Regions from separate parts of the Homo sapiens genome. Here region 2 is linked to region 1. A link is a loop called in an ENCODE intact Hi-C map of the cell type or tissue named here. Cell type or tissue: CD4-positive, alpha-beta T cell. All regions are shown on one strand. Links, peaks and the distances in the headings refer to the core of each region. The heading gives the core; the rest is flanking DNA.

What was found. Peaks named below come from ENCODE experiments on the same cell type or tissue, not always from the same donor. Only the 100,000 strongest peaks of a DNase experiment are listed, where the experiment ranks them.
Region 2: it touches region 1 in a loop (2.5-fold over the local background); 4 of 110 quality-filtered maps call a loop at or near these places.

The regions. Positions count from the first base shown.
Region 1 is chr2:98,565,716-98,573,715 of GRCh38, reverse strand. It overlaps INPP4A (inositol polyphosphate-4-phosphatase type I A), which reads right to left. Exons shown (of 25, transcript NM_001134225.2): 20 at 7,950-8,000; 21 at 7,547-7,687; 22 at 5,048-5,145; 23 at 789-901. Among named protein-coding and RNA genes, the nearest start is that of COA5, 39 kb to the left of the region's middle. In CD4-positive, alpha-beta T cell, for the core only: CTCF peaks have their summits at 4,124 and 4,331 (motif pointing left); a DNase peak (open chromatin) is centred at 4,315.
Region 2 is chr2:98,627,810-98,643,357 of GRCh38, reverse strand. It overlaps MGAT4A (alpha-1,3-mannosyl-glycoprotein 4-beta-N-acetylglucosaminyltransferase A), which reads left to right. Exons shown (of 16, transcript NM_012214.3): 11 at 3,130-3,237; 12 at 3,357-3,550; 13 at 6,763-6,841; 14 at 8,070-8,136. Among named protein-coding and RNA genes, the nearest start is that of UNC50, 27 kb to the right of the region's middle. In CD4-positive, alpha-beta T cell, for the core only: no CTCF peak of the experiment used is centred there; DNase peaks (open chromatin) are centred at 5,417, 8,397 and 8,747; H3K27ac peaks cover 3,431 bases.

The sequences.
Region 1 (8,000 bases), core at 1-8,000:
AGAAGCACCTTCCTGACAAGACGGAGAGGCACACTTCAGAGTGAGCTGCTCAGGGAAGCTGTGGAGGGCTGGACCCTCTGCTGCTCGAGCTCTGTGACGAGGCGTGGTGGCTGAGGTGTGGTGGGCAGTGCAGTGCCACCTCCCTCCTGGGCTCACCATCCCTCTCCTCAGGCCCAGGCAGGGAGCGGGAATGCCACTGGGGCCATGTGTGCCCGAGTCCCAGCGCTGGGCAGGTTATGCTGCTGTGGAGAAGAATTAACCTCGCCCCTCATCAAGGGTGAATGAATGACCAGCTATGAAATTGGTCTGTTACCCAGGCTCAGAGCAGTGGCTTGGAATTCCACAAGTAAACTTTGGAGAAAATATGAGCAGGGTAAGTGCTTGGGAAAATGAGGAGATCAGAGGCACAATGGACGATAAAGATGGTTTAAAGAGACCTGAAAGGTCACATGGCCTCCTTCTGACCCTATTAAATGATGCAGTAGACAGTGGTTTTCAGCTGGTATCGATCGCCAGGCTTCTGAGGGTGACAACTGTCATCAGCCTGGCTAGTAAATGCCCCAAGAGATGGACTGTGTTAAGCTTATCAGAATTCAGGCAGCCCCAAAGGAATGGACTCTGTGAACTGTTCAGTCTCTTTCAGAGCTTCAGAACGTACTCAGTGACTCCCTCCTCTCCCAGTATGGAGAGCTCTGCTCTCCTGCTGAGATTCTACTTTGTAATGTTTCTGTCATGACGTTCAGCTGTGGGCACCGCAATAGCCTCCTTTTCCTCTCTGTAACCAGTACCTCAGCAGCTTGCCAGAGAATGTCGACGTTCTTATTCTTCCGGGCATGCACGTTCTGACCCAGAAACCGCAGCAGCTCTGGCAGGCACGTCTGACTGCGAGACCGAGGCAGGCCTGGAAGAGAAAAGGAGTTCGTGGGAGTGGGTGACGCACCCAGGAACTCCCCCGGCAGAGGGAGCCCACCCAAGTGAGCTGCTGGGGCACACAGTGGTAAAACAATGAGTTCCCGGTTGAAGAAGGGATGGAGGTGTTTGGGGATAGGACATGGCTGCTGGTGTGGTGAGCACTTAATTTCTTTTACTGCCACCTTCAAAGGACATTTCCTTCATCTCCCTTCAGTTCTTCTGAGGGGCTGGGAATGGCCACCGAATCACCTACAGGACTCCTTGTAAATACCCATGCCTCCCGCACCCCTCCCAGATGAGGGAGTTAGGAGGGAGTGAGAGGGATCCAGCTGGTCGTCAAAACTTCCCGAGGGTAGAAGAAACTGGGGCAGTGGGTCTGAGCCATTGAGCAGGCCTGGAAACCTTGGGAGGGATCAGGAAAGTGCAGCCTCCTCCAGGGGGCCCTTGGCCCATGCCAGGAGAACACATCTCTGCGGGACCCAGAGAAGCCCCTGCTCCCACATCCTAACAGCTCCTCCTCCACTCTGGCAGTCTCTAGGCCCTTCCAGGACCCCTTGGGCCTGAAGATCCATCAGGTCACCTTACCAAGAAACCCCAGACAAAACTGAGGAAAAATCAACCACTCCTGGAAAGGTACTCTGGGATTTTCAAACACTGGGATTATCAGAGACAAAGAGAAGAGCCTCAAGGTCATGGCTAAGGAAAACAGCCACAGCGCCGGAATCCCCGAAGCCAAACCAAGTACATGGCAGCACTTGGGATCTAACTGCACACCTGGTTTCCACCACACAGCCTCGCCCTGGCGTACACAGGTCCTGTGCTAATTACTTCACGTTGCTGCTGAGTGCTCCACACCACGCCGGTCAGGGGACAGGGCAGAGACAGAAAGATGGAAAGGTGGCATCAGCTGAGACGGAAGCTGTGGGAGCCCAGAGGAGGGGAGCTTAGCCAGGTCAGGATATTTGCCCTCTGGCATAGACAGCACCATCTCACCTCCCAAGATGCACTTTGGCTTCTCGCTGGTTGCCCCTGCAGCCCCTGCTTTAATGAATACCTGTCCACTGAGGAACCACACAAAGTTTGGGGGTATTCAGCTGGTGGGCTCCATCTCCTCAGCCTCAGAGACCAGCCATCCTGCTGAGGGGAGGGGTACCTGGCTCACATCTGCCCCAGCTTCCTGGGTCATGGTCCAGTCGACTAGTTCCTGCCTGCGTGGTCCAGCCTGGCTGCTCTGCTTCCGGAGGCCTCGCCCATCCTGGGCCTTCACTGCCCATTGTAACAGCTCCCCGAGCCCTGGAGACTGCCTGCCCTCTAAGGTGCTAGGCACAAATTCCCCCTTCCTACTTACTGCAGCCGCTCACCACTCCCACTCCTCCAGGCCTCAGCACGCGCCCCCTACTCCCTCCCTGCTCACCTTCGTGGCTCCTTGGCTGGCCCTGCCGGTGGGCCCATCCTCTCCCCTACAGCAGTCAGAAGATGCTGCCTGGGCTTGGCCCAGCTCCTGGGGAGACTTGCCCTCCATGCCTCAGTTTCCTCACCTGCCAAGTGGGTGTGAAACCGGTGCCCATTTCCCAGGGCTGCTGTGGGGATCAGATTAGAGAATCCACATAAAGTGGATAGTAGGGGGCCCAGCTTGTGGCGAGCATGTGACAAATCTGCTGTTTGAACTCCGGTCCCTGCTAAAGAGCATGAGGACACCTTCTTAACAGTTCTGACGTCCATGGCACTGATGGCCTTCAGCTGCCAAGTCCTCGCAGGACCTTGACTTCATGCTATGTTTACCACCCTGGCTGTGGCACACAGGGACCACCTGGGGAGTTTCTGAAACCCTAATGCCCAGGTCCTGCCCACCACACTCTGGGGTGGGGCCCAGGCATCTGTATTTTTCCAGGCTCTCTGGCTCCAACTGCATCTCTGCCAGTCACCTCCACTCCCCTCAAGGCCCCGGTTCTGTGCTCACCTCTCTCATGTTGAGCAGGACAAGAACACCTGTTTTACTGGGGAGACTGAGGCTGCCCAACCTGAGCATATTTCCTCCATTCATGTCCCTACCTTCTCTCCTCCCTCCTTCCCTCCCTGCAAGGGCACCCTCCGCCTGCCCACTCCAGGGCCTGGTCTGTGACTCTGGTGTCCTCTTGCATCTTCCAGCCCTGTGTGTTCTCCTTCCCTCGGACCTTTGAGCACTCCCATGGCCCCTGCAGCTCCAGGGTGTGTCCCACCTGCCCACAGCCCCATCCCTCAAGTTGCTGACAGTCTTTGGGACAAAGTGGTCCATTCCAGGGCAGCACCATTTCATCACCCCTTGATCCCTGGCCCAGCCCTCACCACAGTGAGACTGTATGGGAGAGATCACCAGCAGCTCCTTGTCCACACATCCAGTGTCCGGCAGCGCCCCACACCCTCCTGGCTCCTGCCTTCTTCCTGCTAGCCTGTGATGCTCTCTCTCGCCTTCTGTTGAGTCCCTTCTTCCTCGCTGTCCCCCAGAGCAGGGGCCCCTCCAGATGCTGTTCCAGCCCCTTCTCGTCTTGTCACTCAGTGGCCTCAACCACCAAAGGGCTCTGCTCTGTGGCTCCACATCTGCACTCCCCACAAGTCATTTGCCCATGTCATCAGCTCAGCTGGGGCCAGTGCTGCACTCGCTGTCGGTCCCCTGTAGCCCTGCGCCTCTCTCATCAGCGGGACGGCCCCAGCTGTTGCCGGCAACTCCAGCGTCCTTGCCCAGAGCCAGGTCTGTCAGCTCTCCCAGCAGACACAGCCCTCACCTCCCCAGCGCCAGCTGCACGTGGCCGCTGAGGAGTGCATCCTCAGCCCAAACCCCCCTAACGCCTCATCCCTCTCTCCACGCTCACTGTCACTACCAGGCTGGAGTCAGAGTGAAACAACATCTCATCTGAAGTGTCACAGCCTCACTCTGGCCATCAGCGGCTTGCCTCCCCTCTTCCAATCCAACCGCACACTCTTGCTAGATGAACCTGTGAAGAGGCGTCTTTTTTCCCACTGCTTCCCTGCTGAAGCCACGACTTCTTGGCCCAGCCCCGGAGTGTTCTGCATCACTCTCTCCTAGCAGGACGGCTTCAGCCACAATCCAAGCACATGGGCTTCAGAGCCAGGCACCCCTTTCTTCATCTGGACATGGATCCTATCACCGACCCATAGGGCTGTTGTGGATTCAGCGTGGAAACGTATGTAGAGCCCAGCCCAGTGTCTGGCACATCCGTGACCTGTGAAGGTTCACCAGCAGTACTGTTTGACTATCTCTAAACTCTAAGGTCTACCGTACCGTCCAACAGGATGCAGATGAAGCCTGCCCAATGCAAAGCCCAGCCGATGTGGGTTCCCTCTTTGGAAACCCCCATCAGAGGACACTAGTGTAACACAGAGGGGATGATACCTTCTGACGCGTGGCGCCCCCTAGTGGCTGTGGCAGCGCCTGCACAGAGAGGCCGGCACTCTGGGACCAGCTTTCCCTCCAAGGTAGGGTCCACCCCTCATTCGCCATCGGATCCTCTAGCACTTTACACACAGCAGGTCCTCAGGGAATATTCACTGGGTTGAACTCAAGAGGGAATTCTCGTAGACAGTGCTGTGCAGCTCTCGGTTCCTCCCTTAGTTCTGTGGCTGCAGAGCCCTAGCTGCAGCATCTTCACTGCAGGACACGCAGAGAGATTACTGTCACCATCTCCACTGCCTCCAGGAGATGCCGAGATGGGGCCACCTTGCTCCCAAACACCCAGCAATGTTGGCCCCGCATCTTCCTCTCTAAGCACCACAAAGGGAAGTGAGTGGGCCGCTCACCTGGCCGAGGGTGGGTCCTGCCTCTGTGATTCCCCCAAGTCCTACCAGGAGGTGCACAATGCATGCCACCAAACACATCTTGTGTCAGTGACTACGACAGCATGGGAAGGAGCCATGTCACATAGGCTAGTAGAGAATCGACAGCAAAGAGATGAATGAGGGCCACAGCCAAGGGAAGCTTCTCTCTCTCTCTCTGCGTGTGTGTGTTTAGGGAGAAAGGGAACAGTGCACACACATGCACAGGCATGCACTCACAGAGGCAGGGCAAGCCAGAGCTCAGACATCTAAACTGATAAAAAGACGAGTAAGTGAAACCTACCATGACTGAAGAAATACTTACAATCCTCAGGCAAAACTTCCTTAAACTGCTCAAAGTAGGAATTTAACCGCACCAAACTCTCCACGTTGATGACTTCTTGTAAAGACGTATCGCCAAACCTTGGGAGGTTATAGGGGATGCCATTAGTTGGCTAATGTCACTTTCTTCTAACATGAACACAACTGCATGGAAGCTAACTATGCTGATTCTCTCAAACATTTACTATGCATATCTAAATTCTAAGCCACTCTCCCTCTTCCGAGCATAAAGGCATTTCTACAGTGTTGCTGATCAGTTTAAATGCATTCCATTGGCAGGAATCATGTATCACTGTTACAGGCGTGCCTGAGAGATGACCAGAACATGATGTGGTACAGATCCTGTGCAGCACAGGATCCCCCCTCACAGCCATTTGGCTCAGAGTCCCTGGTCTCCTCCCATCTGAGGCACTTAGGAGGGGGGACGGCAGTGAGGTATGGCTGAGAGGTGAGGATGCAGCCCTGTACTCCAATCTGAAGTCACTCTCTGTGTGCAGAATGAACACACCTGACTGCCAGCCCCTCCGGGACTGACATGAAGCCCTTGCCCTTTCGTCATCGTGCAGGTTCACCCTGATCACACTCAGTGTGCTACAAGGAGCATGTGCCAAATGCCTAAGAAACAAAGCCATAAAATGCCACCTGCAAGGAAGGCACAAGGTGATCATTAGGAAATGCAGGCTCTGAAGTCCAGGTCCTGGGCCCCAGTGCAGTCTCACACATCCCTGCTGAGGGGCCTTCCGAGCATCAGCTTCTCTGTGGCCCGAGAGCATCCCTCAGAGGGCAGGATTCCCTCCTACGGGTCCCAGCCCATCCACCCCTGGTGTCCACAATGGCCTTTTCTCTAGACGCCTGCTCCCTTGGGGGCCATCCCTGACTCTGGGCCTGTGGCCTCCCCTCTGAGGGCTCTTCCCTCAGCTTATAAACAAGCCCAGCTCACCAGTGACCTCAGGGCCAATAAAGAAACAAAGTCAAGAACCTGCCCTTTGCAAGTCCTCTCTGTCCTCAGTGTTGCATCCTCCACCCTCCCCTCTATTCAATGCACCTGGCTCTGGCTCAGCCCTCTCTAGAAACTGCTCCTGCAAGTCTGTGGGATCCGCAGCTACTGGATGCAGGCACCATCATTTTCCCTCCCCTGGGCCACCTCCCTGCTGGGGCTCCAGTGAGGCTGCGCCTCTCCCTGACATAGGCGCCTCCAGCTCTGCTCACACCTTTGGGGCTTTGCTTCCTGGGCTGGTGCCCTCAGTCCAAACCCAGCTCACCACCTGCCTCTGGACACGACTCTCCTGCCAGTTTATGAGCTCAGTGGGTGGGTCTGTCTGGTGTACTCTCCTCCCACTCAGCCCCAGCCCCAACCCCACTGAAGACCAAACCCTTCCACTGACCACTTTAACAGTTCCCCAGCCTACCCCTCTGCAGAACACCAACACTCCCCTGGCCCTGATCCAGGTTCCCACCTCTGGCCTGGACTCCTCCCAGCAGCCTCCTCCTCACACTTGTCCCCTTCATCTCCTCCCGGCACGTGCCAGCGAAACGACCTACTTTAAATGTAAATCTGATTGTGTCCTGCCCCACTGAGAGTTCTTCAGTGTCTCCCAGCAATGATACCATATTTCCTAAGTTGGTGTGACCCTACACCTAGGCGTCAATGGACATCAACCACTGGGGTTGGACATCAGAAGGCCCAGCAGGAACACGGCATATTGTTCTGGAAACCAAATTTCCTTCACAGCAAGTACTTGAAGATCTCTGTTTAGACTATTCTACACATATCACATGAAGATAAATGACAACACAGGAATCATTCTCATGTACTAGTGGAAGGCCAGTAAAGGGTACATATACCCAATCTACCCTATCTCCTCACACACATGTGCGCACACAGGCACACGTGCACACACAGGCACACACAACTCCCCTCTGCAGTGTGGCAAGTGACCCTGGAGGGCAGTTGCCTTTAGGTTCAGGCATGAGTCTCAGCCTGGCACACAGAGCCTGTCTACCCTTACCTGCCAATCCCTGCCTGGAACCTGGTGCCCCTGAACTCCATGCTGTTTCTCCTCGCCAGGCCTTTCTTCAGTCTTCTTAATCTGACATGTCTCCCCTCCACCTCATCATCCAACTCCTATTCACAATTCAAAGCCCCATCCCCTGCAACTCCAAGAAGCCTTTACAGACCCCCTAGACCTTGCTGGGTGCCCTACTCCGGATCCCACAATGCCCTGTATCTGTCTTCATCATTGCATCCATGTCTCTCTCTCTCCCACCAGCTGAGTCCCTGAGGACAGAGACCACCTCTGGGTCACTCTGTGTCCCTAGCACCAAAGACAGTGAGGTGCACGGCCATGATGAAAATGTTGGCCAAAGGAAGGAAGGATGACAAAGTCTGTCCAGCACTTAGAGCCTGAAGAGGGGTAAGTACGTTTTCTGCATCATCTCCAGGGCCACCACACCCCCGCAGCCCCGAGGAGCCGGCACGCACCTCTCGGCCAGTGTCTGCTGCTCATTGATGCCCACGTTGAAGAGGACGGGCTGCACTCGCAGCAGCATGCCACTCTGGATCTCCCGGGGCAAGGCGTCAAACAGCGGGCCCGGCAGAGGGACCCGCACGTTAAACCCGTCGCTGGAGAAAGGTGGAGAGAGGGAGAGCAGTGTGAGGCCAGAGGGCCACCGAGCAGGCTGCAGTGCCCAGGCTGGCCCTCTGGCTTAGTGATGGCCAAACTGCCAACCACAGACCTTTAAGGGAGTGGCACTAACCTAGGGGGCTGTAATCAGAGCATTTAACAAAATGAAATAGGATAAAAAATTCAGAAGAGTACCTTCCCTGAGATAAACAAAAATGAAAACCGCTCTCTGGCTCAGAGAATTTTAAACCAACACTCTACCGATTTCCTGTGATGACGGGCAGCATGTCTGCGGAGGCGCTGGAAGTGGCC
Region 2 (15,548 bases), core at 3,429-11,428, 66 kb before region 1:
ATTACCATAGAGATCTTATTGTTAAGAGTAATTAGGCCAGGTACAGTGGTTCACGCCTGTAATCCCAGCACCTTGGGAGCCCAAGACTGGAGGATCACTTGAGCCCAGAAGTTCAGGACAAGCCTGGGCAACATATCAAGACCCATCTCTACAAAAAAACAATGATTTTTTTTTAAAAAGAGTAATTAGGTATGTTTTCCTTGTCCAATTTGAATTGTGTCTCTGAAAAAAAACTATAGCTTTTAATTTATTTGATGTAAGCATAAACAATATGTAAAAGTACAAATTCTTTAAAATGTCCATTTTGATGTGTAATGATAAGTATTACTGTAAGAACATGTCATTATAGAGTTGACTTACCATTCATTGTAACAAATAAGCATTAGTTTGACTTCATGACCTTCTACTCCCTAGAATAGTTGGATCCTCATACCTGCTAGGTTTTAGGATACTACCTTCTGGTGTCTGTAGGCTATCATTGCATTCTGTTTAAAAAAAACCACAAAAATTTTAAAAAACCCCAACACATTCTTAGTTAGAGGAAATCATGGAATCTAGCAATGGCAGAGTATCTGTTTTCCGACAATTAGTTGAACATATAAATTGTTTTAAACAAATCATTTTTTAGAGATCTCAGTCCTTATGCACATTTTCACTGTGACTTATAGAAATTTTTATTGTAGGACACAGAAAAAGTTAACGTCATCTTTAACCTCCTACAATACACTTGCATTCCATTCGTCCTGTGCAATTTTATTTAATATGTGGTTAGGTTCTAAAATGAGCCTGTGAGGTGAAAACATCTATAGTAGAAATTAAAACCACAAAAACCCTCTAAATCCTCCATAAATTTGGGTACATGAACTTTTGGACGATTTCATCCATTCCTTCACTCTTCTGTAGTCCATGTTTTTGTGTGGCCTCTAATTCTTCAGTTGCTTCCCCTAGAATCTCGAGGGTGCTGTCGCCACATCCTTGACAGTGGCCTGGGAAACCCTTCGAATCATTTATACATTGTCCCAAAGGGTTATCAGCGTGCTTGGGCCCTTCGGCCAGAGTCCTTCCATTGCCACTGGAGTGACAGGCTGAGTTCCAGACACTGCCTCGGTGGTTTTGCTCTCTCCTCAACCTTGCGCTCCCCAGTCTTCTCTCTCTCTTGCCCTTTGCCCTTCCCTTTGACTCTTCCTCCCTTTCTTTCTCCTTCCACTTGAGTATTTGTGCAAAGAAAATACACTATTTCACCTTTATTGTAGTGTCAGTAATAATGCCAGTGAAGTGAAACCTCTTGAGAAGTAGGCATTTTAGCACCCAGTATATTATTAGAAGTCTTCTACAGTGTAAATTTCTTTTTTTTTTTTTTTTGAGACAGAGTTTTGCTCTTGTCACCCAGACTGGAGTGCAATGGCGCAGTCTCAGCCCACTGTAGCCTCTGCCCCCCAGGTTCAAGCGATTCTCCTGCCTCTCAGCCTCCTGAGTAGCTGGGACTACAGGCACGGGCCACCACGCCTGGCAAATTTTTATATTTTTAGTAGAGACCAGGTTTCACCGTGTTGGCCAGAATGGTCTCAATCTCGTGACCTCATGATCCCCCAACCTCAGCCTCCCAAAGTGCTAGGATTACAGACGTGAGCCACCAAGCCGGCTGCTAATTTTTGTATTTTTTTTTCTTTTTTTTCTTTTGTGAGACGGAGTCTCGCTCCGTGGCCTAGGCTGGAGTGCAGTGGCGCGATCTCGGCTCACTGCAAGCTCCGCCTCCCGTGTTCACGCCATTCTCCTGCCTCAGCCTCCTGCATAGCTGGGACTACAGGCAGGCGCCCGCCACCACGCCCGGCTAATTTTTTTTTTTTTTTTTTTTTTTGTATTTTTAGTAGAGATGGGGTTTCACCGTGTTAGCCAGGATGGTCTCGATTTCCTGACCTCGTGATCCGCCCACCTCGGCCTCCCAAAGTGCTGGGATTACAGGCGTGAGCCACTGCGCCTGGCCAATTTTTGTATTTTTAGTAGAGACAGGGTTTCACCACGTTGGCCAGGCTGGTCTGAAACTCCTGACCTCAGGTGATCCATCTACCTTGGCCTCCCAAAGTGCTGGTATTGCAGGCGTGAGCCACCGTGCCCAGTCAAGTGTAAATTTCTTACAAAGATGTGTTTTTTGATTTTTTTTGGCCCCAAACTTTTGTAAGTTATTGAAAATGAAAAGTCTAAATAAATATTTGTCAAGGTGGCCCTCGGTGTTGCACAGCCTTCACACGCCAGGCCCATGCATGAGGACAGGTTGAGATGGAACGTCTGGACCGTGGGGCACTACGAGTTGAAACATAGGTGTCCCTTCCTGTGTTGACAGAGATTGTCTGTGGAATTTTTAATATCATTTACTTGCTTCTAGGCAAATGATTGCCTCACATTTTCAAGTTGCTTTCATGCAACAAAATGCGCCATTTATAATTTGCAAATTCATTATATTATTAAATAAAAAATATTTTGTATATTTGAACTAACCCCCTAGTCTATAGTTTATTCATTTTAATATTAAAAGTCAAATCTTTGTTGACATGTGTTGAAGGATGGTTGAAATTAAATCCTTCACTCTTCCCTTAACTATGCTTATTTTAAATTTCTGGATCATGACTATTTATCAAGGAAGTAGCAAATCTATTAGTGCCTCAAAGACTAGAAAAAAATATGATTTGTAATTATGACTTGAAGTTGTTTTCTTTTCAATTTTGTTGTTGTTGTTTTGTTTGTTTGTTTGTTTTTGTGACAGAGTTTTACTCTGTCACCCAGGCTGGAGTGCAGTGGTGCGATCTCGGCTCACTGCAACCTCTGCCTCCTGGGTTCAAGCGATTCTCCTGCTTCAGCCTTCCGAGTAGCTGGGATTATAGGCTTGCACACCTGGCTGATTTTTGTGTTTTTAGTAGAGATGGGGTTTCACCATGTTGGCCAGACTGGTCTCAAACTCCTGACCTCAGGTGATCCACCTGCCTTGGCCTTTCAACATGCTGGGATTATAGGCATGACCCACCGCGCCCAGCCCTTCTTTTCAATATTTTAATAAAGGACTTCTCATTTTCCAGGTGAGGGCAAGATTTCACTTTATGATGCAACACTAACGTGATTTTTTTTAATATTTAGAAACATTGTGATAGACAGAAAGCAAATCTGCGAATTCGCTTCAGACCTTCCCTTTTCCAACATGTTGGTCTGCACTCATCACTATCAGGAAAAATCCAAAAACTCACGGTTGGTGACTTAATTTTATTTTCTCATGAACATACAACTTGTTATTTAAGTTATAATTATTGTTTTTCTTCTTAAATAAGCTGTGTATTATTTAATAGCATATATGTCTTTGCTCCCAGGATAAAGATTATATGAAACCATTACTTCTTAAAATCCATGTAAACCCACCTGCGGAGGTATCTACTTCCTTGAAGGTCTACCAAGGGCATACGCTGGAGAAAACTTACATGGGAGAGGATTTCTTCTGGGCTATCACACCGATAGCTGGAGACTACATCTTGTTTAAATTTGATAAACCAGTCAATGTAGAAAGGTTGGTGATTATTGAAATGTATGTGATCTTACAATTTGGATCTCTTATTCGTAATGTGATTTATAATAGATTTTTGTGTGTGTGCCTGACAGATGTGGGGACACAGTGGGGCCCAAAATGTTGGGCTTTAAATTACATGTAAAACAACTCCATAATAAAACGAGTATGTTGTTTTCAGATGTAATGTCAACATTTAACACGTTTGGTGAACTTCATTGGTATTTCTGGACTTAGTATATCTAGTATAATTTTTTAATACTTTTTTGCGGAACTCTCGAAAATCTCAAATTAGTGTTTATGTCTTTATCCTGGTATGTCCCTTGAAAATTGATCTGGAGCTAGTTGATTAGCCCAGCAATTTGGTTGAAATGATAAATTTGACAGAGTATGACTATTCTTAGTCAATAGTTTTACAAATGCTAGGTTATTTTCGGTACACCAGGGAGAAATTTACAGCCATTTTATGTTTTTGAGCATTTATGTTCATTTTACAAAATTTAGGACTTTCTTCCTTTTTTTTTTTTGAGACAGTCTCGCTCTGTCGCCCAGACTGGAGTGCAATGGTGCAATGTAGCTCATTGCAACCTCCACCTCCTTGGTTCAAAAGATTCTCCTGCCTCAGCCTCCGAAGTAGCTGGGATTACAGGTACCTGACACCACACCTGGCTAATTTTTTTGTATTTTTAGTAGAGACAGGGTTTCACCATGTTGGCCAGGCTGGTCTCAAACTCCTGACCTCAGGTGATCCACCCATGTCTGCCTCCCAAAGTACTGGGATTATAGGCGTGAGCCATTGTGCCTGGCCTGTTTTTAATTTAATAGTCGTGATTCCTTCAGTCCTTCTTCAGGTTTGGGTGTGTTCCCCAGATTGGCAGTGGCATACTTAAAGGAACATAGTTCCCCACTCTGTGGTGTTTCCTTTTATGTGTCCCAATGGGAGGGCCAATTTGATTTTTAGAATCCACCAGAAATCATTTTCAGTAATTCTATTTGAGGTGGTCAGAAACAATTTAGAGCTGTGATACAATGTTACTAATTTTCTTTTGTTACTCTAAACTGATTCCAAAGAGGAATTCAAGTTTTAAAAGTGTTTTAAGCATTGGGAATACCACTGGAAGAACATACAGAAATAGTTTTGAATAATATTTTGCACTTGCATGAGCATTTATTTGTTTTGCTGTTAAAGTTCATTTTTATACTATTAGTAATACTCTGCACTTTGAGATATTGTTTACCACTCAGAGAGCCAGCATAGAATTAGAAACAGCATAGATGTCCATTAGTATGTGTTTGGTTAAATAAAATGATATTGCCACGCAGTGGAATGCTGTAAGCAGTCATCAAAAATATTGACGTAGATTAGTATGTATTGACATGAAAACTTTCTTAGATATATACTAAGTGGGGTGAAAAGCAAATTTTATAACTTTATAGAATATCCTTATAGATCATTTTATAGATTATGGCATTATATGTGTATAGGATTCTAGAATATATAGCATTCTATATAGAGAGTATAGAATTATAGATTATAGAAGGATTTTTTGAAAAATAAAAACAATGTTTTACATATATTATGTACATAGAACAAATCTGCAAAAAATCTATTAAACTGTTAATAGAGGTGAGATAACAGGGACAGTTTCACTTGACTTGATACATTTATTTTGTGTGCTTTTTCCCTCAACAATCAATTTCTTTTTCTTAGTCTTTGACTTTTGAGAAAGTATAGATTCACACGCAGCTGTAGGAAGTAAAACTGAGACATCCTGTGTACCCATCACCCCACTTGCCCAAGGGGAGCATCTTGCAGACTGTGGTTTTGACACAGTATATCAAGATAAGGACCGTTTCTATCACCCCAAGAATTCCCACGTAACCTTTTACAGCCATATCTACTGGCCCACCGCTGTAACTGTATCGTAACCATACTGTGACTGGCTGAGCATTTTGAATGTGCGGGGGACTTTTTGTCAGTTCTCCTGAACTGATTGGAGCAGTCCTCTGAGGTAGATGGGACTGTCTGCATTATAGAAGAAACTCAGGCTCAGAAAGCTGAGGAAACTCGTGAAAGGTGACAATTCTAGTAACTGAGAGACCCAGGATTTGGACCCAGGTCTTTCTGACTCCTAAGCCTAAACTTTTAACCATGCAACTGAACTAGAGTTAGGTTTAGATTCAGACATACTTTGCATGTCTGACCTAGTTTCCTCCCTTCCCCACACCCTGAGAACGCATACGCATACTTACTAGTTTGTTTTCAGAGTATCAAAAACAGAGTATTATACTCACACCCAGAAAGTATTTTAGATCTGTCACCATATATCGATAATTAGTCATTCTTCAAATGCTTTTTTAATATTGATATTCAGATATTTTAAGAGGTTAATTTACTTTTAGTCTACTAATATTAAAGTTATTTGTATTGGATAGAACTAGTCTTTGTTTCTTTTATTATTATTATTTATTACTATTATTATTATTATTATTTAGAGATGAGTTCTTGCTGTGTTACCCAGGCTGGAGTGCAGTGGCACAGTCACGGCTCACTGTAGATGAGACCTTCCAGGCTAAACTCAAGCAATCCTCTCACCTTAGCTTCCTGAGTAGCTGGGACTACAGGTACATACCACCATGCCTGGCTAATTTTTTAATTTTTTTGTAGCGACGAGGTCTCACTGTGTTGCCCAGGCTGGTCTTGAACCCCTGACCTCAAGTGATCCTCCTACCTCGGCCTCCCAAAGTGCTGGGAGTACAGGTGTGAGCCACCACGCCCAGCCTAGAACTGGTCTTTGGACATGCCATGACTACTGGTTGTCCTAGTGAAGTTTTTTTCTGATATAAGATACAGCAGTATTATATAGGTGTTATAATTTTCTGGGAAGAGGGTTAAATATTTAAAGCATTATAGACAGTGACATAAAACTCATCCTTTTTGAAAATATCTAGGTACATTATTATGTTAAGCAGCAAACATAATTGTTTCTGACAGAAGGAATGAACTTATCACCTAGGAGTCATGCTCTTAAGTTTCTAAGTTCCCTACAACCATTCAGAACACATACTGTGCAGTTATTAGAAGCTCTAGCGTTGTCAACTTTGCTTGCTTAGAGTCTTGTGTAGAAAAGCTGACTCTGAGGTAAGGTCATTTTCTTGAATCTTTGTAAAATCTAGCCCGACTTGTGTTTTTATTTTGATGTTTGTATTTTCAGTTATTTGTTCCATAGCGGCAACCAAGAACATCCTGGAGATATTCTGCTAAACACAACTGTGGAAGTTTTGCCTTTTAAGGTATGACTGCTATTTCCTCTTACCTTTCCCTAACAACTAATACTAGTAGACTTAGCTTGAAGCTTTTCTTGTTTTTAAGGGGAAAGAAAATTCTCATGATTTGCAGGACTCAATGGTGAATAATATTAATTTTTTTTGAAATATGAAGCACTTTTATATTTGACGAGTGCATTTGACCCATTCATAGAAAGAGCCTTCATTTTGTTTTATCTTGGAAAGTAACAGGCCACACCCGGTGGCTCACGTCTGTAATCCCAGCACTTTGGGAGGCTGAGATGGGTGGATCATTTGAGGTCAGGAGTTCAAAACCAGTCTGGCCAACATGACAAAACCCCATCTCTACTAAAAATACAAAAATTAGCCAGGAATCGTGGCATGCGCCTGTAATCCCAGCTACTCGGGAGGCTGAGGCACGAGAATCACTTGAACCTGGGAGGTGGAGGTTGCAAATAATATGAACGTTTCTACTAGAAAAAGAAATGAATCGTATTTTATTTTATTTTATTTTATTTTATTTTATTTTATTTTTTTGAGACAGAGTCTCGCTCTGTCACTGGCTGGAGTGCAGTGGTGCGATCTTGGCTCACTGCAACCTCTGCCTCCCAGGTTCAAGTGATTCTCCTGCCTCAGCCTCCCGAGTAGCTGGGAGTATAGGTGCGTGGCACTATGCCCAGCTAATTTTTGTATTTTAGTAGAGACTGGGTTTCAGCACTGGCCAGGATGGTCTTGATCTCCTGACCTCGTGATCCACCCGCCTCGGCCTCCCAAAGTGCTGAGATTACAGGCATGAGCCACTGTGCCTGGCCTGAATCATTGTTTTCTTTAGTGTTTACTTGCTGTTTGTATTTTGAGTCCAAATTCTATGTGTTTTTAATGCCTGTTAATTAATACACAATTTAATTTATTGGTCTCTAAGGAATCCTTAGATTTCTTTCAAGTTAACTACACAGTTCTTCTATAGTTTTAATAGAAAATACTGTTCTGTTTAATTGATTTAATGTTTCATTTCCAACCACCAATATATTATATACAGATTCAAACGATGGCTTAAGAAAACATCTTTTATTATTAATCTAATAAGTTTTTTAAAGTTCAAGACTGAGATGATATTTCTCTTTTTAGGGATAGCTGTGTTACAAATGCCACTTCATCTATATTAAGATATATTAATAACTTAGGTTAAATAGAAAGAATTATTTTTGAAATTAATGCTTTTGTTTTATTTTAGAGTGAAGGTTTGGAAATAAGCAAAGAAACCAAAGACAAACGATTAGAAGATGGCTATTTCAGAATAGGTAATATCTACTTTAGTAAAATGGCCTTTATTTTTCTGGACTTACTCCTAAAGTACTTTTCAGTTCTTTTCAGATGTTAAGCAACTTGAGGATTACAATTACCAGTGTCCTCCAGGTTTTATGTGTGCTGTGTTGTAGTACTTGCTTTTATTATTTGACCCAAGTAGGATTTCATATCACAGATTGGGCTGTCTTTCTCGCTCCTTCCGTGCTGTGTGTCATGCTCTTGTTGATGCTCCCTGATAGAGAGTCTGCCTGCACTGCCTCCTACTGGATGGGTTTAGCTCCTCTCCAGCCTCAGCTCACATTGACAGGCCAGAATCTGTGCTTCGGGCCCCTTCCCTCCTCCCCAGCGTCACATCTGTGTTGAGATGTCCACTGACATAGCCTTATACCTGGCAGCCACATAGCCGTCTACCACAAGCGTCTGTAACACACACATTTCTTTATTGATCGCCAGTTTTTGCTGTCCCTATCCATCTAGTTGCCTAAGCCTAACCTGGGAGGCACCCTGAAGACTGCCCTCTTCTTGCTGTCCATTAGCACAAATCTGTCGGTTTTTCATCTGAAAGTCTTGAGTCACCCTGTCTGTGAGGGGCAGGCTGCTCTGTGCCTCCAATTCAGAGCCAGGGGAGGGACTGCATCTCGCTGTGGCTTTCCTGTGGCTTTCTAGAGCCACTGCAGTTACTTTTCTGAAATGTAACTAGAACCCTGAGGCCTTTTTGTTATCTGATCCCTTAGCTCCCACCCACCTTCACATCTGTGACTTTCTCTCATTCTTTCTCTCCAGCCCTGAGACTGTTGTTCCTCTGATGAAGGCCCCACACTCTCCGGGCAGCCACATCTCTAGCCATTTTCTCTGCCTGAAATGATTGGTCAATTATTTTTCCTTCTAATAAATGCTTTTGCACCCTTAATCTGCCCATTTAATGGCCTCGCTTCCCTGCTCTTCAGATCCCCCCGTATGTGCCTTTGCTGTGTGGTTGTGTTGTTCCATAGCTCCGTTCTGTGTGCTCCCCTGGAGAGGGAGGGGCCGTGTCTCTCCTGTATGTCCTGTAGTTAACACAGGGCCTGTCACTTGGTAGACACTGACTCAATAACTAACTGTACATTTTCTTTTGTTTAAAACAAATGAATGCTTCTCTTAGTATTAGACAAGAGCAAATATTGGTAAATTGATATTGTAGGTCTATAGGATAAATACATTTTTAAGCCCTTTCTAGAACAGTTTTACCTTTGGTAAGTATCATTCAGCCATTGCTAAGAGGCTTGCACAATAACCCTGGCTACTTTCTTTATAGTTTTGGTGGATGAATGATTTTTATATTTGGGCTGTATCTTAGCCCATCTCTAGAAATATACACAAAATCAGCTGAGTATCTGAGACATTTATTACCCCATTACCTGTCACTTATTAAATTTCTGAAAATGGTATGTTCTAGATTATGAAAGTAGCATAGGAAATAGAGACATCTATATTAAATATCTCTATAGTAATTGAAGAAAATGACCATCTAAAATATCAACTCATATGTTCTTAGAATGAGAAGTGAACTTCTGCATCATCAGCCTAGGACCTTGTGTAATCAAACAGAACAGAACTAAAGAGCAACTGATCTTTTTTCAACTGAATGTAGAACATTCTGCTTCCTTAAGAAGTCTTCTTTAATGGAATTGTGTATGAGGAGCTTCCTTGACCCTCTCGTTAGCAAAACAATTATAACTGGTGAAAATTATTTTTAAAAAACTATTTTAAATCTGTGAAGATTGTCCTAAGGGCTAGCAGCAAATGGAGCAACATTTATTCATGAGAATCTCCCAGATCTCGGGGAGGGAGCCAGGACCAGCCTTATCACTCACAGTACCCCCAGCTCGGGGAGACAGAAGCTCTGCCCTGTGCAGGTACAGCCAGGAACACTGGACTCTCCTGCCAGCTTCTAGTCTAGGGCTGTGGCATCTGCCCAGGAGGGTCAGGCTGCCAGCATCTGTCCTTACCCCCAACTCTGTTGCAGAAGCTCTGTTCCAGACAAGAGCAGCTGATGAATCTGGGCAGAACTCTGCCCTAGGCACAGCAGGGTGAGAATACTTGGCCCTGATCACCGATGTCCTAGCTCACTGCCCCAGTCCAGTCAGTAGCAGAAGCCAGCCAAGAAAACCAAGGCTTGGCTGGGCGCAGTGGCTCATGCCTGTAATCTCAGCACTTTGGGAGGCCAAGGTAGGCAGATCACCAGCTCAAGAGTTCAAGACTAGCCTGGCCAACATGGTGAAACCCTATCTCTAGTAAAAATACAAAAATTAGCCAGGTGTGGTGGTGCATGCCTGTAGTTCCAGCTACTTAGTAGGCTGAGGCTGGAGAATTGCTTGAACCCAACGCAGGAGGTGGAGGTTGCAGTGAGCCAAGATTGCACCATTGCATTCCAGCCTGGGCCACTCTGTCTCAAACAAAACAAAACAAGACAAAAACCAAGGGCTACTGCCATGACCAGTGCTCTGATCCTAAAGCAAGGTGTCACTCCAAGAGAAGGGGCTGCTGTCCTTGCCAAGGACCCAGAGCAGTGGTGCAGAGATTGTGCCCAATGGAGAGGCAGGCCAGAAGAACAGAGAGCTCTGTAGTTCTCCCTAAAGAGGAGATGACTTACTTGAACCAGAATGTGGGGAAGTTCAGCCTAAGGGTGCTGTGGAATACAATGGAAATTTTAGTGTTAAGCAATTAGAGATGTTAGCTACAGACAAGCAAATTTGGATCCCAGTGGAAAGTTTAACAGGGAGAACTAGGGAAAGAGATGCTAGTAAGAGCCCTCTTGGCGTGCAAACAAGCTGCTGTTGAGACGGGAAAAGTTCCCTTACCCACCTTTCAGGGCGTGTGATGGGGGTGTGGCTTGCTTCTTTGGTGCCCTACTGCTCAAACCCCTAGGGGAGCATGCAGAAGGGCAGGCTGTGGGGCTCTGACCCCATGGCAGTGTCTAGGGGTGAATGTTTACAGCTCCTGAGGTCCCAGTGGGCGCGTGTTACAGGGTGCTCTTTTAGTTTAGCTGTCCATAGGTGGCTTGTGTTTGTTAGCTCAATTAGACCCCCTGCCTTTTTATTTATTTATTTATTTATTTATTTATTGGAGACAGAGTCTCGCTTTGCCGCCCAGGCTGAAGTGCAGTAGTGCAATCCCGGCTCACTGCAAGCGCCGCCTCCCGGGTTCAAGTGATTCTCCTGCCTCAGCCTCCCGAGTACCTGGGATTACAGGCGCCCACCACCAGGCCTGGCTCATTTTTCTATTTTTGGTAGAGGCGGGGTTTCGCCATGTTGGCCAGGCTGGTGTTGACCTCGTGATCCACTGGCCTCGGCCTCCCAAAGTGCTGGGATTACAGGCGTGACCCACCGCACCAGCCATTAGACCCCCTGCCTTATCACAAGGACAGAAGCTTTCTGTATCCCGGGGTCTCTTGCCTTGGTGTACCGGATGAATTGGATCACACGTGGGCTTGGAGAATGAGTGCCAGGTTTTATTGAGTGGAAGTAGCTCTCAGCACATGGGGGAGCCAGAAGGGAGATGGTTTTCCCCTGGAGTCGGGCTGCCTAGGCTCTCCTCCGACTGCCCTGGCCAAATTCTGCGTCATTCCGCCCATCGATGGCCTGCCAGCATCCGCGGGTGTGCTCTTCCGCCCGCCCGTGTGCTTCCTTCCCCTCCACGTCCAGCCACTTGTGTGCCTGCCTGCTAGGGTCTCAGGGCTTTTATAGGCACAGTATGGGGACGTGGCAGGCCAGGGTGGTCTTGGGAAATGCAACATTTGGGTGGGAAGACGGAAATGCCTGTCCTCACCTAGGTCGGTGGGCACAGGCCCGAGGTTGGAGCTCTAGCCAGGGCTCATGACCTTCTCTACCCAGCACTTCCCTGCTCCCCTTGCATGTCGCCAAGACTGGCCCTGGAGAGGGGCCTGAATTTAAATGGGATCAGACTGGGTAGCAACTTACGCGTGAAGGCATTGGCAAGAACAGTAGACCATCAGCTGGCCATCAGTGGAGACCCGAGGGTTGATGGCGTGGGGGTTAGAAGAGTAGAGCGTGATAGCTAAGAATGGTCTTGTGGAAGAAATACTAGTTCTATTTCAGTGGGTTAAAGCTGCGAGACGGCAGAAGAACCTTCTGCAGAGACCCAGTGGGAGAAGGAAAGGGCCACTGGTCAGGCATGGCGGGCGGAGGGGAGCCACGGCTGTAGCCCTTGGCCGTCCCTGTCAATGCCAGGAGTGTGGGGTTCCAGTCACTCTGGTAATTTCCTTCACTTTTTCTCTTCTTTCCTGTCTTAATACTTACCTTCCAGACCATTGGGTTAAGGACAAAGGTTAAGTTTGTAGTTTGAAAAGTCATTACACACACACAGTACCAAATACAAATTTAAAAGGGTAGTCTTAAGTCTTCTTCCCTTTTCTTCTCCTACCCACTGCTTCTGAGAGGCAGTTCCCGTAATGATTTGTGTCCCTTCGGGAGTATTGTATGCATAAATAACAATATCTGGGTATGTTCTCTAAGAACAACACATCGTCACACACAAATGATACGCCCTATAATCCAGTTTTACATCTCTTTTTTTCATGGAACAAAATGCCTATGTACGTATGGAACATGAACATTTAAAAATATTTTAATAATAATAATATGCTGAGTACCTGTATCCACCCTCCAGCTTAAGATGTGCCAATTCAGCTGTCCGTCCCTAATAGCTTCTCTTCTCTTCCCCTTCTCCCCAAAGCTATACCCTAATAGCTTCTCTTCTCCTTCAACACCTGAATTTTATGGTTACCATTTCCATTTTTACTATGTATGGAATATATTCCTAAGCAATGCACAGTGGGATTTTGCCTGTTTTCACGTTTGATATAAATATCTTTCTGTGGTCTACAGTTTGGTTTCTTCCCCCTCACAATTGTGAGATTCATCCACGTGAGTGTGTGTGTTTACGACTCATTCTTTTTCACTCCTCTATGGATGGATTCTGTGGACAGCACGATCTGTTCTCTGGTCATAAAGTTTGTGTACATGTTTTTGCTGTAATAAACATGGCTGCTTTGAACACTTGTGCACATGTATGAGAGTTTCTCTACAATATAGACTTAGGAAGAGAAGCAAATCTTCAACTGCATTATCTTCAACTTTTTCTTCATTATTTGATTGATTTATTTATTTATAGATGGAGTCTTGCTCTGTCGCCCAGGGTAGAGTGCAGTGGCACAATCTTGACTCACTGCATCCTCCGCCTCCTGGGTTCAAGCATTTCTCTCTGCCTCAGCCTCCCAATTAGCTGGGATTACAGGCGCAGGCCACCATGCCTGGCTTAATTTTTGTATTTTTAGTAGAGACGGGGTTTCACCATGTTGGCTAGGCTGGTCTCGAACTCCTGACCTCAGGTGATCTGCCTGCCTCAGCCTCCCAAAGTGCCAGAATTACAGGTGTGAGCGACTGTGGCTGGCTTATTCTTTTTTATTTTTTCTTCGACTGAAGAAATTGGCTGCCTAAAATTCCCTTGTATCAGCATATTGTAATTTATTTGGCCAGGCTCCTAGTGATGGATACTTAGGTTGTTTGCAATCTTTTGCGGTAGTGTATGTACTGTTCTTATACATGGGAGAGGATAAATTGCTGGGCAAGAGTGTTTTGATGAACTACTTATCATTTGGTAATTATTTTTCTAATGAAATGAGCTCATCAGGTGACAGTATTCAATGTCACATTGGTTAAAATGTTCCAAGTTTTGCAATATTTTTAAGATCTGAATCCCATGCCTAATTCAATATTCAATAATAATTTTTGGTAGCACCTACCTGCTACCCAAGTCCAGCACCAAGTATGGACAAACTTCTATGAAATAAGTTTATTAATAATTTTTGAATAAAAGCATTACTTTGGAGGCTCATAGGTTCAACATTTACAATATAAATTAGTACAAGCCTGCTCTGCTGTGGTTTTCAATCTGAATGTACCTTATTTTATTATTAATCTATTAACTATGCTGTGAGACTGGACAATGGATTGCATAATGTAACAGCATGTGGTCAGCAAACTACGGTCCATGGGGCACATCTGGCCCTCCACCTGTTTTTGAATAGTCTGTGATCTAAGAACATTTTTTAAAAAGTCATCTTTTTCTTTTTTTGTTTTTAAATGGCTAAAAAAGTAAAAAGAATACATTGTGCTATGTGAAAATTATATAAAATTCAGATTTCTGTGTCCATAAATAAAGTTTTTTTGGAAGACAGCCATGCTCATTTTCTAATGTAGTGTGTGCGTGTGTGCTTCTCTCCAACAGCAAAGATGAGTGAGTAGGTGCAGGAGAGATCGAGGTCATGCTCTCCCGGCTTTGCACTGCTGCTTAGAGTACTGCAGATCACAATGATGCATTTATAATTGGACAGTATTTTGAGAGCCACACATATCATGGCACTCTGACTTAAAAAAAAATTACAAGTACTTATCCATCATCAAAACAAGAAAAGTAGATTTTGAGCATTGTGGCTTTTAACACTGTAGAATGTGGGTTATGTTACAAAATTGTTGGCAAGTCATTGTAGTTATTGTGCAGTTATGTGAGAGCTGTACGTTATTAGGCTAAATACAATGATACTCCCAACTCACAGGAAAGCAGTGGTCAGAAAAGTTAGAAACTTTAGAATGGAATATCTCATCACAGCAGAATTTCTTCACTAAAAATAAAAATGAGGCTGTTCCCAAAGTGGTATTTCAAGTGGCTTATTTTTTAGCTAAGCAAGAAAAACCACTTACCAATCACGAGTTAATTAAATCATGGTTAATAGCAGCAGCCAAAGTAATGTGTGCAGAGAAAGTAAACTTATTTAAGGATAGGAGGCTTTCAGCAATAACAATTGTTTGAAGACTTAAGGACATTGGGAGCAATATCAGTATTCAAAAAACAAAGCAGATTATTTTGAGTGTTTTTCTTGGCTCCTGAGGAATTGACGGAGTTGTCACTGGTACTGCTCAGTTATTACTTGGAATCAGTGCCATGGTTGAAGACACTGAGGGTTGGCCCCTGTAAATAGTCTGTTTAGAACAACTACAGAGAAGAGTATTTTCACACAGGCTGAGAAAACACAAATTCAGTACAACCTGAAGTAGAATCTGCTAAGATGTGCTTAAACAAATGGTGCTAAAAAAAAATACTTGTGGAGAAGATGGCTTAGTTGCATTAATTTATAAAGCTTGAAAAAAATGTAAGGTATTTAAAGCCTATGGTTATTTATTTTATTATTCATCAGCCAGGTACTTTGCAGAAAAGATTTGAATGTGTCATATGTCATTGAACAAAAGTGTCAACAGTGAACCTTATTCACTCTCATGGACTTAGCCATCACAAATGCTGTGAATTTTTGTCAGAAATAGGAACTGAATATCCTGACTTGCCCTGC